Regions from separate parts of the Homo sapiens genome. Here region 2 is linked to region 1. A link is a loop called in an ENCODE intact Hi-C map of the cell type or tissue named here. Cell type or tissue: heart right ventricle. All regions are shown on one strand. Each heading gives the region's core, and the rest is flanking DNA. Links, peaks and the distances in the headings are about the cores only. Region 1 overlaps PEAK1 (pseudopodium enriched atypical kinase 1). Region 2 has its middle 31 kb from the start of RCN2.

Region 1 (8,333 bases), core at 334-8,333:
CCATTTTGTAAAGTTTTTCACTCCAGAAAAAAAACCCATTGAGATTTAAAATTCAAATTTCACTAAAATTTGAGACAACCTGATAGTTCATCTCTGTATCTGTGCATCTTTTATACTTCTCAGTAGTTTCTCATATTTTGTTGTTTAGTCATCCCTATGTGACTGAACGCCTGAAGAAGTGGAAATAATAATAATAAAATTTGTATATATGTATGTTATGTAATGCTATTATTTTTAGTGCGAGAAGCTACCTTTTAAGAAATACTTTGTCCATGATTTTTTTGCTTTTGTTTTTGTTTTTGTTTTGAGACAGGATCTCACTTTGTTCCCCAGGCTGGAGTGCAGTTCACGGCTCACTGTGGCCTCGACCTCCTGGGCTCGAGTGATCCTCCCTCCTCAGCTTCCTGAATAGCTGGGACCACAGGTGTATGCTACCACACCTGGCTAATTTTTGTATTTTTTTGTAGAGATGGAGTTTCAACATGTTGCCCAGGCTGGTCTAACTTTTGAGCTCAAGTGATCCTCCCAAAGTGCTGGGATTATATGCGTGAGCCACCACACCTGGCCAATGATATATATTGTTAAGTAAGAAAAGCAATTTGCAGAGTATTGTACACAATAAGATCTAATTTTTGTAAGAGAGTGGAACCCTACAGCTATATGCGTATGTCTTGTATATATTTGCTCAAGCATGGAGCTCTTAGGGGTTGAGGACTTTACAACCCTGATTTACCATGACAGGGTGGGAGTGGAGGGGGTAGGTGAATGGAAAGCAGATTATTAACCAAAAAGAAAGAAAAAGACAAAAAGGAAAAGAAGGTTGTCAGTTGCTCTGTGGCAGCTGTTGGCCACTTAGTTGCCTTTGTGGTTCCAGAAGCAGTCCTGGGAGGCCCCTCTGTAGGGAAGATGGAGAGCAAACAGGCAAGTCTGCTCAGGGGCCTTGAGAGGAAATGTCTCAAAGACGGCCAGTGCTAATGCCTTGTGTTGGCCTGGCGATCCCATAGGAGTTCAGTGAAGGTCTGACAGGGAAAGGTGCTGGCCCTACAGGGAAGCTACAGATCTGACTGCTCAGCCTAGCCAGCGCTTTCTTCTCACTCACACTCTCTGCCCACATCAGGAAGCACTCCTTGGCTACCCCAGTCTGTCACAATTGGAGCAAACACCCATAGGCCTGGGCCTATCCGCTGGCACAAAAACAAGCCAATAGACAAAGACTCGTATGGTGGTGGGGAGAACTGGCTTCAAGCCTAGGTTTGAATCTCAGCTCTACCACTTACCAGCTATGCAGCTTTAGGCAAGTTTCTTACCCACTCTGAGTTTCCTCATCTGTAAAATGGCTGTAGTGGAGAGCAAATGAGGTTAATGTGTGGGAAAGCCTGGACCAGGGCCTGGCCCAGTGGAGCAGCCAGGGGTGGTTCTCTTCCTCCTCTCTTCCTGTTAGTTGAGTCAGACACCAAGGACAGCAGGCAGAGCAGCTAAAGCCATGGCCTCCCTGGAGGAGCTCACGAGAAGGGAGGTGCACACACACAGACACACACACACACCAGGCCAGGAGCTGAAGCTGGGGAGTGAGTTGGTGATTTCAGATGGCTATCATCCCAAAAGCTTCTTGGCTGAATGGGGCCCTGAAGAACAGAGAGAAAAAGAACAGGAACGATGCGGGTGCAGAGAATTTCAATGCATGTCTCCCAGGCCAGCCTGGAGAGTGGAGCTGCTGCAACATCTGGTCAGCAATAAGCATGAGAGGTGGAGGACACAGACTCAGCAATTGGATTTTTCTTCTTTGGACACCAAGAAGCCACTGATGATACTGGGGTGACAGCTAGAGAGTGAGGGAGGACTGTCCCTCACTCCAGGAAGCTGGGAGGTGGAGTACGGTTGCTGGATGACAAATCGTAGTTCCCTTACTAAGGATCTGGGGCAAACAAACCCTCTCTGACTTGTTTTCACAAGGGTAAAATGGGGATAATTCTAGAAACCACCTCACCAGATTGTGAAGATAAAATTAAGCTGTTAAGCTAGTTCATGGGAAAGCACCCCCAGGGCTGGCTTTCTAGAGACAGACTCCTTCACCCTGGAAGAGGAGCATCTCAGCTCTTCAAGGCATTCAACTTTGCCCCTCCCTGGGGGGCCTGGTGACTTTATCCCTCCACATTCTCTTTACCTGAGGTACAATTTGCCTCCCATCCCCCAACCCTGGGCAAAGATGAACCATAGGCTTGGAGTTTTTTGCTCTATCTTTGACTCCAGCTCAAGTGTGGGCTGGTGAGCATTGGGTGGTCCTGGTGGGGAAAACCCAAGTCCCTATACCCCCCACTTCCTGCATGAGAGTTACTTCTCTAGAGGACCCTGGTCCTTATAATTGCAGATTCCTCAGAAGCCCTCACAGCATTATCACTCAGCTTTCTGGTTGCTTCCATGCAGCTCCCAGAGGGCAAGGGAGCCATTAGTTGGTGTGTGTGTGTGTGTGTGTGTGTGTGTGTGTGTGTGTGTGCGCGCGTGCGCGCACATACCTGTACAGAGGTTTATCTGGGATCTCAAGGAAGTCAGTTTGTGTCCAAAAAGCCTATTTCCTTTTAGAGGTTTGCAAATTTGAGAGAACTGGATCTTGGCAACAAATTCCCTCCTACCCCCCCACCCAGTGTGAAATCCAGTTTTTAAGTTTCAGCTGTAATTGCCTTGAGCTGCTCTTAACAACAACTTGTGATCTGCCAACTGCAGTTCTTGGCTCCTATGGCACTAATGAAGTTCTTTCCCTTGTAGAAGAGAGTGCGAACTCACTTATAAGGAAGCATAATTTGCTAGGCCTTGGAGAGGAGGCAAAGAGTTCCTGGAGCAGAAGGTACACACTTACAACCCCAGGCAATGGAGAGCTCCCCACACCAATTCACTCCGGGCAGGAAAGAAATCAAGATTCTCTGTGGCTTAGGTTGAAAGACAACACTCTGCAGGCATGGAGCTGCCAAAGGCCCCATCCAACTGTCAGTGGCCCATCACCTCCGGACAACCCAGAGTCAGACAGGATGGCATCACTGAGGACCACTAATGGAATTCTCAGGAATGAATCCCACGCTGGGTGATGTGATGGGGAAGGGGAATAGGATAATTTATCTCCAGGCTCTCCAGTTACACCAAAGGACAAAGTGATCCCACTGAAGAATAGAAACTTAGTGTTTTTTCTGGCCTTGTTCCACCTCACCTGGAGTCTGGCTTGGGCAATCCTGAACTGGTCCCACCATCCACTGGCCTGTATCCTTTCAGGGCTCCAGGTGTTTCTGGACCAAACTGGGGGTCAGGCTGCTTATTTTTGCGGCCCAGTAACGAGATGCAGATGAACCGGGAGAGAAGGGAGTTTTTATTTCTGTAACCAGTTACAGGGAGAAGGCCTCGAAGTTATTGCCAGATCAACTCAAAATTACGGTTTCCCACATCTTATATACCTTCTAAGCTATATGTCTACGTGTAAGTGTGCATTCATCTAAAGACATAAGTGACTATTTATTTATTTATTTATTTTGAGATGGAGTCTTGTTCTGTCACCCAGGCTGCAGTGCAGTGGAGCAATCTCGGCTCACTGCAAACTCCACCTCCTGGGTTCACGCCATTCTCCTGCCCCACCCTCCTGAGTAGCTGGGACTACAGGTGCCCACCACCAAGCCCGGCTAACTTTTTTGTGTTTTTAGTAGAGACAGGGTTTCACCGTGTTAGCCAGGATGGTCTCGATCTCCTGACCTCGTGATCCGCCCACCTCGGCCTCCCAAAGTGCTGGGATTACAGGTGTGAGCCACCACATCCGGCCAACTTCTTTCAATCTATAACTAAGGTCTGAGTCTTGAAGACCTTCCTCTGGAGCCTCAGTAAGTTTACTTAATCTAAATGGGTCCAAGTGCTGGGGTGATTACCCTTAATCTTGTCTCCTGCTAAATCATGGAGGTATGGGGAGTTCCTTCAGACCCCCGATAAACTTGTTTAATCCTAAACAGGTCCTGTTAAGAATTCCTTCGCTATTTTGTCATGCTTCAAGGCCCAGGAAAGGTCTAGGCAAAACTCCCAGTGGAGCTTTTGTTACACTTCAGCCTTCGTATAAGGGCAGTGGCCCCTTCAGCTTTTAATATTTAATTTAATCACTCAGTCAGTACTGAATCAGTTGTTATGGAGTCCTGCATTAGTGAGACCTGGCCTGGCACACACGGTGACCACTCAGGCCAGCAGAGCTTCACACAGCAGCCCGGTCCTGGTACGCTCTGTTTCTGTGACCTCCCAACCCCAACTGCCTACTTTTTTCTTTGCTTCCTTTCCCCCAGAAGCCAGTGTGTTGTGCTGACAACTAGAAGGGAAGTTCTCTAGGCTCTTCTCCAGCAAGCAGGCTACACAGCTGCAGCAGGCAGGGCCTGTGTCCCTGGGGATTGTCTGGTCAGGCTTGCTGTTGACCCTTCCTCCTGGGCCCAGGCAACACACAGAGAGCTTTTGGGTCCACACCAACATGGGTTCTGTTATGTTGCTCCTCAGCAACATAAACCTCAAGTCTGGCAGCCACTCTTCTGGGGTATGCCTTAAAAACAGCATCTGCAAATTCCAGAGTGCTTGCTAGTGGAGAAGAGCAGAGACACCGGGTTGGAGACAGTGTCCACTGTAAAGGGTTTGGTGCTCTAAAATCTGCTCTAAATTTAGGATCTACATGTTTGCCTTTTCATCTATTCTCCTCTCATAATGCGGCAGTTGTTGCTACCACTGCTGACTCTTCCTGCTTAAGCCAGGAGGCCTCCTCTGCGCTGCTGAAGTGTCCACACATTAGCTTGTCTGCCTTTGTGAGGCCCCTGTGTATCACTGTGTCAAAGGCATGCGAATCTTGCAGATGATGCAGTACCAGGCCCTGTCCCCGCTCATATTACCTGAATAGCTCTGATTTCCACGGAGAGGGTCAGCCAGAGCCAGCTAACCAAGCCTCTCAACATGCAGTACAAACCCAGGAAGCCTGCAGGTGACTGCTCACCAGAGGGCGATCTCACACAGCAAACCTGCAGCCTTCTGAGGTCTGGGAAAAGCAGAATGCCTTTGCTTTCTCTTTGGGGCCTGATTTCCTCAGATTAGACAGGGAATAAAGAGAAATATAATCCATGTCAGCAGGGGATGAGGACCCAGAGTGCAGAAGACACACAGGCTGAAAGCCATCATTTCCTGTGTTATGGACAGGGCACCTACCCTGGGGGGACAAGACATAACCATGTCTGCAACCAAACCCTCCCCAGCATGTCAGTGTGGAAGAGTCGCCAAAAGGACAAGCATTTGTCTGTTTTTTAGTGTGTATTAAAATGAATTTATTTACACAGTAACATGATGCCACGGAGTACACAGCAAAGTACCACAGCAAACCAAAGGGTGGCACCACTGCTGGCAGAGAGGACCTTTCAATGATAGATTTATACAACTTTACAATATGTAAGTAGAGGGGTGAAGCTCCGGAAAGAGCAAAAACAAGATTTTCAAATACAGAGTGTGGGCAGGGCCAGAGAGAATTAAAGAGAGATTGGAATGAGGACTGTCATGATTCAAATCACCAAGTAGAATGAAATCTTGCTTCTGTATTTGCCTCATGCCAAAATGCCCTGCATATCCTCAACAGAAAATCCCAACCCAGTGTGTTCATACATCACACTCTTTAGTTCTAACTGGTAAAGGAAGGGATAACCAAGTAGTATTTGGAGCAAGTTCCTGAAACAGTGTGGTTTAACCTTTCAAAAATGAACCCTATGTCTGGTTCAACATTCAAGTTATCATGAGTGCGGACACACACATACTATCCACACACTAACGGGCAAAGTGGGTTTTCTGTACTACAACAATATTCGTAGCAAAATATATGACTCTGTACTTCTGCTAGGTTAAAAAATGTCCGACCTCTTTTGATTCCCTGAAACTTTCTTGATTTAAAAAACAAAACCAAACCAAACCAAACCATGGGGGTGAATGGGACACGTCAAGATAAAAAGCTGGAATAAACCCAGAGACTTTCTGGAGTGGGAAACATGTAATGGGATGTTGGGAATGCAGGCCCTTGCAGCCCACCTAGGTGGGGAAAGCTTCTAGCAGTGGTTGATGCAAAAATCTATTCTAATTTTAAACAGTTGCAGGGAGGGGGTGTTTAACGGCTGTATAGCACCTTGTACCTTCTGGGCACTTACAGATATTAAATGATGGTGATGATGAATGGTACACAACTCTGTAGGAAGGTTTATAAAAACAATTACAATTTGTTAAGAAATTTCCCAAGAGTTCTTTAAACAAACCTATTTAAACTACCATATCTCTTTAAAAAAATCTTCCGCTCTCAGTATTATATGATGTTCTCAAGCTGAGGTTTGGGCAATAGCCACAGTCATGTCAAGGGGACATGGAAGAGATCCTTCTCCTTAAATACTGAGGAACTTTGTATCTGCCAGGGCTTTCTTCATCTTCATCATCATCATCATCTTCTAATATACAAAATGGACTTCTTTTTAAAAAGGTGCTTTTCTGAGGATGGATTTATCAGCTAAATGCCTTGACATGGAATGTATGTGAACTCCCCTCCCACAGCATCTGTCACAGCTCACCCTCATCATCTTAGAAGCATCAGGATAAAAAGGCTTGATTTCTTTGGTATAATCTCTCCCAGGATCTTGCACTGCAACTCTTCTGGCTTCCCTTATGGCACCGTTTTTGGTCCATGGAATCCCCACTTTTGGCACTGCTGTAAGCACGGACAGCTGGACTTCAGTGCGCACTTCAGCAAGAGCAGCACTTGGATTTGTCTCGGCACAGCACTTTGGGCCTTTGAGAATATGAGCTTCGATGACATAAAGCTAATAACTTGGTTTTGTGGGCAGCCATCCTGTTCACTCATTAGGCTGGAGCGGAATTTTCAATCCTTGTCAACTAGTGAGGAGAATGAAAAACATGCCAGGGTTGGCCCAGCAAGTCCAGTTTGTCTCACCCCTCTCCAAGAATGTTCATACTATATTTACACATCTAGAATCATTTGAAATATAGTGTAGTATCCTAAATCCATCTCTATTTCTGTGACTAGCCTGTACTTTTTCAGATCACTGCTGGTAAAATCTAGAAGAAATCCTAATTGCAGTCAAATCTAGCGAAAACCCTAATTCCAGCAAAACCAAATGTCAGGTTACTTCCCTGAACCAAAGTATTCATAACTCAAAATTGAGACGCTTAGTAGGACCCAAAGATCTTTCCTGGAAACTTTTTTTTGAGACGAAGTTGCTCAATCTCCCAGGCTGGAGTGCGATGGCGTGATCTTGGCTCACTGCAACCTTTGCCTCCTGGGTTCAAGAGATTCTCTTGCCTCAGCCTCCCGAGTAGCTTAGATTACAGGTGCCTGCCATCATGCCCGGCTAATTTTTGTATTTTTAGTAGAGATGGAGTTTCACCATGTTGGCCAGGCTGGTCTCAAACTCCTGACCTCAGGTGATCTGCCCACCTCGCCCTCCTAAAGTGTTGGGATTACAGGCGTGAGCCACTGCGCCTGGCCTGGGAACTTCATACTACTAGAAACTTTTAAGATATAATTTTTAGTAGTTTTACTCCCAGAAATGTCATTAATATTTCTAGAGCTTTAGATCTCTTGGCTTAGACTTTCCCATGTTTACAAACTTATTCTGAGTTTGGAAGCAAAAGTGACCCCCACTTAATCTGATAATGGGAGGCTACTCCAACTGTTAAAATCCTAACCAATATGTTTTACTTCTAGCTCCTCAACAGCAGCAGGGTAGGTAGGATGAGTGCTTGTGCCCTCACCTCAACCCATACCTCACCCAGTTCATCTTCTGAGGGCAAATCTTGAAACTCATTGCCATATTCCTGGCTTCCAGTTCTAGCTCAGCCTAGGGGTTGGTGATTCTTACGTTGTTGTTCCACAGGTTACAGTGACTCTTTTTCTCATCCTGCTGTTATTCTTCATGAATTGGCTTCTAGGCAACCCAGTAGTGTACATATACCAAAAGGGCTCACCTCAGCCAGCACAGGAGGCTTCTTGAAGTTCTAGTCCTCTTTATGAAACATCCACTGAATTGCTTCCAAGACTAGGTTACCACTCTAACAAGGCACTCTGCTATACATTCAGTCTTGCTCTTGGCTACTTTAGCCACTGTTGTGTTTCTCTAGCACCCAAGTGTCACAGAGATTGTTCATGCTCATGTGGCTTAAGGAAAAGTTCCAATAGGAGCTTAATTGTTCAAACTCTCAATATAAATGGAAAACTCTACAGTATAGACTTCAATAGAAAACAATTTCCAATCAATATTGAAGGCAATAACTTCCTGTTACTTGAGAAAATG
Region 2 (8,333 bases), core at 233-8,232, 140 kb before region 1:
CTCAGGAGGCTGAGGCAGGAGAATCGCTTGAACCTAGGAGACGAAGGTTGCAGTGAGCTAAGATCGTGCCACTGCATTCCAGCCTAGGCGACAGAGCGAGACTCCATCACACACACACACACACACACACACACACACACACAAAAAGCAGGGTCAGGAACCCTAGGATGCTACAATTTATGAGACAGTCTTGTATAAGAACTAATTGTCCTCTGTCTTTCATGGTTTTAGAACATCCCATGGGCATTCACGTAGATCAGTGGTCCCCAACCTTTTTGGCACCAGGGAGGGGTTTTGTGGAAGACAATTTTTCCATGGACCCAGGGTTGTGGGGATGGTTTCAGGATGATCCAAGTGCATTACATTTATTGTGCTTTTTATTTCTATTATTATTATTACATTATCATATATAATGAAATAATTATATTAATACAACTTACCATAATGTAGATTCAGTGGGAGCCCTGAGTTTGTTTTCCTGCAACTAGATGGTCCCATCTGAGGGTGATAGGAGATAGTGACAGATCATCAGGCATTAGATTCTCATAAGGAGCATGCAACCTAGATCCCTCGCATGCGCAGTTCACAGTAGGGTTCGAATCCTTGGAGAATCTAATGCCATCACTGATCTGACAGGACGCGGAGCTCAGGCAGTAACGAGAGTGATGGGAAGCAGCTGTAAATACAGATGCAGCATCACTCCCTCGCCTGCCCGCCACTCAGCTCCTGCTGTGCATCTGGTTCCTAACAGGCCATGAACCGGTACTGGTCTGTGGCCCAGGGGTTGCAGACCCCTGATGTAGATGAAAGGCCTGCTTATGATCATTTGAGCCTAGAATCAAACTCTATTTTAAACTATTTTTATATAGTTTTCATGTACATAGCATTTCCAGAAATTCAGCTACTATGTAAATCAAAGGAATGTGATGCTTTGTTTTATTCAGAACATTCTCAAGAGTTATTTGCCATTTAGAAAACCAAGTCACAAATGGCATTGCCACTGCCTGCATTTGTCCTTAGGCCATTTGCAGTGCAAACATCTGACCACAGTACTTCAATATGTCTCTGGTAAAGTCATATCCAAGATTGAAATAATACTCCTTTAATAAAAATTACTTTCCTTTTTTTCCTCCTTCCTATTCTAGTTAGAGCATTACACTGTGTATCAGTAAGCTCCCCAACCCCACCACCTGCTACAACAGGAAACGGGGGGTTCAATATTTGCAAAGTAGAGGGCAGGTTTAAGGGAACCAACTGGGCTTGGTGAGACACCCTGGGATAAGCAACAGCAGAAGTCTTTGCTGCCCCTTGGTCTGAAGGGGCCTGGGACAGGTATGATGGTGAAGCCCAGCCCCTCCCCCCTCTACCTCCATGAGCTGTGACCAGAGAGATAGGCCTGTACTGTAGGTATCTTGCTGGGTCAGGGGATAAATGCCCTCATCTCTTTCCTCCTCTGTTGCATCTCCTGTCTGTGCCTCCCACTGGCCTGCTGTACCACGAAGCCAGAGAGCTAGGAGGCGGGTCGATGCAATCTGTGGAGATAATCACAGGGCAGGCCAGGTCATAGGAGGTTACAGAATAGATAGGGGAAGAGAAGTAAGCAGTACATATTGATCTTTTTAAATTTTTATATGTAGATAAGTTATACTGCCTATGAATTTCATTTCAAGATTGTAAAGCAAATGCTGTAATTATAGCAAGGGAGCACTGAATCTCTTTAGGATTGACAATCACTGCCTGGAACCACCAGGGCCTCTAAGGGAAACCAGTTTTGAATAGAGACCAGTCAAAAATGAGGAAGACTGTGTCTTAAATACTGTGTTTTAAATAGTGAAATGAGGGAGCTATAGCCACAAAAATGACAGGCAAGCGAAGGAATCTGACCAAGATATCCTTAAGGAACCAACCCCCCACTGGGAAAGATAGGCTTAACCTAATCACAGTTGGAGGACCATTATTTTTTAAATGTATCAGTTACACAAAATTGCTTGTATAACTTGTATAATGTTAAAGAAAAATAATAATGCAGCCTGAATTTACTCATAGAATATATTATATTTAATATTATTAAGTTATGTACAATTATAATTTTAGGAGAAAGATAAACGGTGAATCTGGTTATAGCAGAGTGAGAAAATAATTCTTTTTCTGATCATAGAAGTAAAGGTATAACAAGATGCAAAATGAATGAGGCAGTCTCCACCAAATAGGCTTGGCTTTGGCAATGACCCCAGGGAGTCCTGGTTTCCCACTGCTGCCATGCGCTGACCCTTTCCCATCACGCTTCCCACCCTTGCTCTTCATTTGTTGCCTAACTTAGCCTCAATGAATGACAGTTCTTCTTGGTTTGTTTCTCACCGGTGCTGTAAGCTCCCTGAGGCAGGGACTGTGTTACTGATGACTTTATGTTTCCTTCAGTTTCCACCAGACATATAGTAGAGGCTAAATGTCTTATTTGCTTGATTGTTTGTTCATTTTCCAATTTGTGGAGGTTTAATCAGTGATTCTCAAACTTGGGGTACATTAAGACCATCTGGGGAGCTTTTCAAAAATATCGATGCCTGGCTCCCCTCCCTGGAGATTCTGATTCAGATGGTCCAAGGTGGCCCAGGTGATTCTAATATGCGGCTAGGGTCGAAAGCTCGTTCTAGCTCAGGGTTTCTCAGCGGTGGCACTGTTGACATTTTGTGCAGAATAATTCTTCATGAGGGGCGAGGAGGGCTGTCTTGTGCTTAGTAGGATCTTAGCATCCCTGGCCTCTACTCATGAGATGCTAGTACTTCCCTCCCCCAGCCAAGGTGTGCCAGACAAAAATGTCTCCAGACGTTGCCCAAGTGTCCCGGGGGTGCTAAATCACTTTCTATTCAGAACCATTGGTCTACTTGCTCTGAGTTGCTTTAAGAGCCTGGTTTTAGGCCGGACACGTTGGCTCACGCCTGTAATCCCAGCACTTTGGGAGGCCAAGGTGGGCGGATCGCCTGAGGTCAGGAGTTCGAGACCAGCCTGACCAACATGGAGAAACCACGTCTCTACTAAAAATACAAAATTATCCGGGTGTGGTGGTGCATGCCTATAATCCCAGCTACTTGGGAAGGCTGAGGCAGGAGAATAGCTTTAACCTGGGAGGTAGAGGTTGCAGTGAGCCGAGATCCCCTGGGAAACAAGAGCGAAACTCCATCTCAAAAAACAAAACAAAAAGCCTGGTTTTGAAAGCCCATCGTCTTGTTTTCTGTGTCTGCCTTCACAGGAAGCTGCAGGACAGTGTCTGGGAAAAGCACTGAGCTGATGTCAGAAGTTCTGACTGCCATTCAGTAGTGGGACGTTCAACATTAAAACTGTTGCCAGGTAGCTCTCTCATATTCCCTGGGTCTGTTTCCCCAGCAGAGGGCTAACGAAGAGGTCAAACTAGTGGATCTTTCCATTTCCTTCCAGCTCTCACATTTTCTCTCTGCCGGCTTTCCCCTAGCAACCAGTTGGAATTGGAGTGTATTTTACATTAGATACATTTACTGAAAAGAATTTTATATTTCCCAGTTAATTAAGAATGAGTTAATTAAATTGCTTTAATGGTTGTGACTTTATTGATTTTCCACCTCTACCTCAGTAAGTTTCTTGTACACCCTCCCCCATGCCCAACCTCCCAGGAGACAAACTAAAAGTAAGGCCTGATATTGTTTTCATTCCTAAGTTACATAACCAGTTTCAGTGTGGAATATGATTTAAACAGACAGGAAGAAACACTGCCTTTTTATGAGAGGAATTTAAAAGTGGAGATGATGAATTTAACAATTTAACTTTCAAAGACAAAAAAAGTCTGTAGGAATTTTAAAAAGTAGATGTTATTTTTAAAAAGGGTAATGCTAGTATTAAATGAATTTAAATGACCGATTTCCAGTTTGGGGTGTGTGACTTCAAATGAATCTGTGATAATCCAAAGAGACGCCCGCCCGCCTGCCTGCCTTTCTTCCTTCCAAAGTTGTTTATTGAGCTGTTCACAGGTGAAACATGGTGGTGTAGCAGCACATTGCCCATAGATCACACTGTGAATGGAGCACCCTGGAGTTGTGCAAATGGTGGTCCTGAAACAAAAATGGCTGCCACAGGGGCCTTTCCCTTTAATAGCTAACTATCAAATCAGAGGAACAGACCTGTATACAACTACCTGTCAAGCAGACAGGGTAGAGTCCCTAAGACCTCCTAGTCAGTCCCAGTGAAGCCTTCCTCACTCTCCCAACCAGAAACCTTCGAGTCTTTGACTCCCACCTTTCACTTCATGTCCAATCCAGCCACTTCTTGCTATCTCCACTGCCATTGCCTGCGTCATCTCTTGGCTGCATTAACATGGTTGCCTCTTCCCCACCCTCTACCGGTTTCTCCATTATTCACTCTCTACAGGGCACCAGAGCATAGAACGTCTGCTTCTGTTCCCCTTTTCACTCAGCGTAAGAGCCGAAGTCCTTACAATAACTAAGAAGCCCTACAGGATCATCTCCTACTGTTTTCCCCTCATTTACTCCTCTCCCTCCATACTAGACACCATGATAGTTCCTCAAACACACGCCAGGCTCCTGCTTCAGGACTTTTACACCAGCTGTTCCCTCTCCCAAGAATGTTCCTCCCAGATAGCTATAGGGTGACTGCGTTACATCCCTTAGCTCTTGGTGAAAGTCATCTGCTCCATGCAGCTGCCCTTTACCACCCTATTTAATACTGCAACCTGCCACCCACATACTGACTCCCCAGCCCTAAGCCTGCTCTTGTTTTTTCCCCACAGTATACCACCTTCAAACATAATGTATTTATAATGTCTGTTTCCTTCCACTAGAACATAAGAAGATCCCAGGGGGCAGGGTTGTTTTCTTCTTTCGTATTTCCAAGCACCTAGAACAGTTCCTGGAACATAATAACTGCTCCAAAAAAAAGCTTCCTGAATGAGTGGATGGATGAATGAATGAATGAATGGTTGAAGCCCCCTAGTCTCCCACTACAATTTCACACTTCCACAACAACACTTATGGATCTTCACCCATAAGCTGTGAAGTCTGACCTTGGGCAAGTTCCTTAGCTTCTCTGGGTCTCTATTTTATTACTGCTAAGTGGGGTTGATAAGTTCCTGTATTTACCTAATAGGGTCATTGTGTGGATTAAATGAGTTCTTTCCTGAAGAACGGTGACTGGCACACAAAGTCCTCAATAAATGTTAGCTGTTATTACTGTTTTTTTAATTATTAGGTTGGTGCAAATGTAATTGCAGATTTTGCCATTTAAAGGTAATGGCAGAAACCATTATTCTTTTGCACCAACCTAATTAAAAAAAAAAGATTTAGAGGCGGGGGTTTCCACTATGTTACCCAGGCTGGACTTGAACTTCTGGCCACAAGTGATCCACCCACCTCAGCCTCCAGAGTAGCTGGGACTTCAGACCAGAACCACTGCTCCTGGCTCTATTACTGTTGTTCTTAAAGCTGTTGACCAGGGACAGAATAGGGGCTTGATGTGTAGTGAGGGAAGAAACGAATGACTGAATGAACTCCTGTCTGCTTGAGAGACTAGCAATGGCTGGACAGAGGCTGGAATAGCACGTCAGGTGTGCTGAGCTGGGAGCCTGGGCAAAGCAAAGCTGGGAAGGCAGGTCAGGCGGGGACGGATGCTCTGTGGTGCCCCACGAGGAGGAGTTTGGACTTGATCCTGCAGGCTATGAGAGAGGAACCGGTGATCCTGCAGGCTATGAGAGAGGAACCGGTGCCCAGATCTGCATTTTGAGGAAAGTGTGTGGAGAACGGATTATTAGTAGGTGGGGAGATCAGTTAGGAGGGTGTAGACGTTTCTGGAAGGGAATAATGGGCCTTTGGGTAGAACAACTGTTGTGGGAACAGAGAGTGGAGACATTTTGGCGGCAGAACCATCAACAGGACTAGTCTGACATGCTTCATTAAAAAGCAAACCCTGTATCCGCTCCTTCAGTGCAAGCTTAGGAAGTTGATCCACTTTTTATGCTCTATCAGGTAGAAAAATATGATTAATATGAATTATATTGATTCATACCTACCATGAATTTCTAAATGAACTTTAATTTGTATTAACCGGCTCTTTGGGCTTATTAGTCAATACAGAAACCGACGGTTTTTCTCCTGGGAGAATGTTTAGACTAGGAAAAAAAAAAAAAAGGAAATTCTTTCCTTGCTAGGTAATAAGAGAAGGATGAGGTAAGCATGGCCAAAACACAAAGTGAAGAAAAGTTCTGGAACCCGCTGTCATAAAACAGTCCTCATGAAACCTCAGCAGGTACTGGCACAGCTGCTTTTAAAGGTTAAAACAGGAAATACACACATTCTGATTAAAGCCCATCTAAGTTCTGATAAGAGCTGATGAGGGTTTGAAAACATTGGCATTTCAGGATCTCGGTAAAGTGACTTTCTAAGCAAAAACAAAAACAAAAACAAAAGACAAACAAACAAAAACCAGGGTGGAGGGAGGGGCAAAGCTTTGATAAAGCTGCAAGGTGAGATGAACTCAGCAGCTGGAGTTAAGATGCCAAAGATGAAGCCTCCCTGTCTGCATATATTGGCCAGCAATTGACAGCTCTGCCCCTTGAACATAATTGCCTTCCCTCTTGGTCTGGGAAATTTCACAGTTTGTTGTCAGTCTTTGATGCTCAGGTGGTGTTAAATATTTTAAAACCAACAGAAACCTCCAAATCCTAACATCTCTGCCCAGATGTCAGCCCAGATCTGGCTTCTCTTTCTCCAGAGCTGTGATTGTTATTGTTACTTTAAAGTAGTTCTCATCCATTGGACGTCACATATCCTGAAAACCTGTGTTCTCAGAATTTTGAAATTTGCCTTTTTAAGGTCTTCAGGAAATGTGTGCAGGCATTTAACGCACACAGCTGTTTTAAATGCATGATGAGGGCATGACTATGCTTAGATATTGCCACCTCCAAGACAAGAATGGCCGTTTTCTTGTTAATTCTTTCTTTAGTGGCCAAAATTGGGTCCAAAGGAGAAGTTTCCTTTGCTCTCTGAGATAGAATGGTCAGCAGGGGAAGGTTAGATGTGTCGGCTGCTCTGTGTCCAGCCCTGTGAGACTTGATTTGTGAGGAGGTGCTGCTGGTGAGGGAGGAAGCGCCTCAGGAAGAAGCCCAGGTAAGCCCAGGCAGCTGTGGATTGTGCAGGCCCTGGCACACGCTTTCCTACTGGGCACTTAGAAACACTTCTGTGCCTTGCAACCTTGCTTTCTTTGGGGATATTTCTCCATGGACATTGATAAGATTTGGCTGCATCCCTACCCAAATCTCATCTTGAATTGTAGCTCCCATAATCCCCACATGCCGTGGAAGGAACCCAGTGGGAAGTAATTGAATCATGGGGGGTGGGTTTTTTCCTCTGCTCATCTAGTGATAGCGAGTAAGTCTCACAAGATCGAGTGGTTTTATAAAGGGCAGTTCCCCTGCACACACTCTCTTGCCTGGTACCATGAAAGACGTGCCTTTGCTCCTCCTTCGCCTTCCACCATGATTGTGAGGCTTTCCCAGCCATGTGGAACTCTGAATCCATTAAACAAACCTCTTTTTCTTTATAAATTACCCAGTCTCTGGTATTTCTTCATAGCAGTATGAAAATGGACTAATATAGCCGTGTACTCCAGTGGCTCTTAAAATGCAGTTCCGTGACCCGTAGCATCAGCATCACCTGGGAACGGGTAAGAATGCAAATACCCAGGCCCCATCCAGACCTCCGAATCAGAAACTCTCGAGCGAGCCCAGAAATCTGTGGGTTTTGTTTGTTTGTTTGTTTGTTTGTTTTGAGATGGAGTCTCACTCTTGTTGCCCAGGCTAGAGTGCAATGGCACGATCTCGGCTCACTGCAACCTCTGCCTCCTGGGTTCAAGCAGTTCTCCTGCCTCAGCCTCCTGAGTAGCTGGGATTACAGGCATGTGCCACCACACCTAGCTAATTTTGTATTTTTAGTAGGGATGGGGTTTCACCATGTTGGTCAGGCTGGTCTCAAACTCCCGACCTCATGTGATCCACCCGCCTTGGCCACCCAAAGTGCTGGGATTACAGGCGTGAGTCATTGTGCCCGGCCTGAAATCTGTGTTTTAACAAGTCCTCTGGGGGATTCTCATGCACAGTCGGAACCATCGATTTCAACATGATTCTACTGGAATGGTTCATCAAATGGCTTTACTTGTAGTTTAGTCTTTATTCTTTGCTTCACAATTCTGTGCACCTGAAGTATCCTCATCGTAAGGCTGCTGTTACCCTGTCAGCAACAACTGTGAATGGAGGGAAGGGGGGACTTGGGAGGTGGGCAGCCTTCAATCTTCACACC

The links. Peaks named below come from ENCODE experiments on the same cell type or tissue, not always from the same donor. Only the 100,000 strongest peaks of a DNase experiment are listed, where the experiment ranks them.
Region 2: it touches region 1 in a loop (2.7-fold over the local background); 8 of 110 quality-filtered maps call a loop at or near these places.

Annotation. Positions count from the first base shown.
Region 1 is chr15:77,102,865-77,111,197 of GRCh38, forward strand. It overlaps PEAK1 (pseudopodium enriched atypical kinase 1), which reads right to left. Exons shown (of 10, transcript NM_001385026.1): 10 at 5,294-8,333. Among named protein-coding and RNA genes, the nearest start is that of TSPAN3, 36 kb to the left of the region's middle. In heart right ventricle, for the core only: a CTCF peak has its summit at 4,984 (motif pointing right); DNase peaks (open chromatin) are centred at 1,437, 4,308 and 4,978; H3K27ac peaks cover 3,774 bases.
Region 2 is chr15:76,958,141-76,966,473 of GRCh38, forward strand. No RefSeq gene overlaps it. Among named protein-coding and RNA genes, the nearest start is that of RCN2, 31 kb to the left of the region's middle. In heart right ventricle, for the core only: a CTCF peak has its summit at 3,354 (motif pointing right); no DNase peak of the experiment used is centred there; H3K27ac peaks cover 1,772 bases.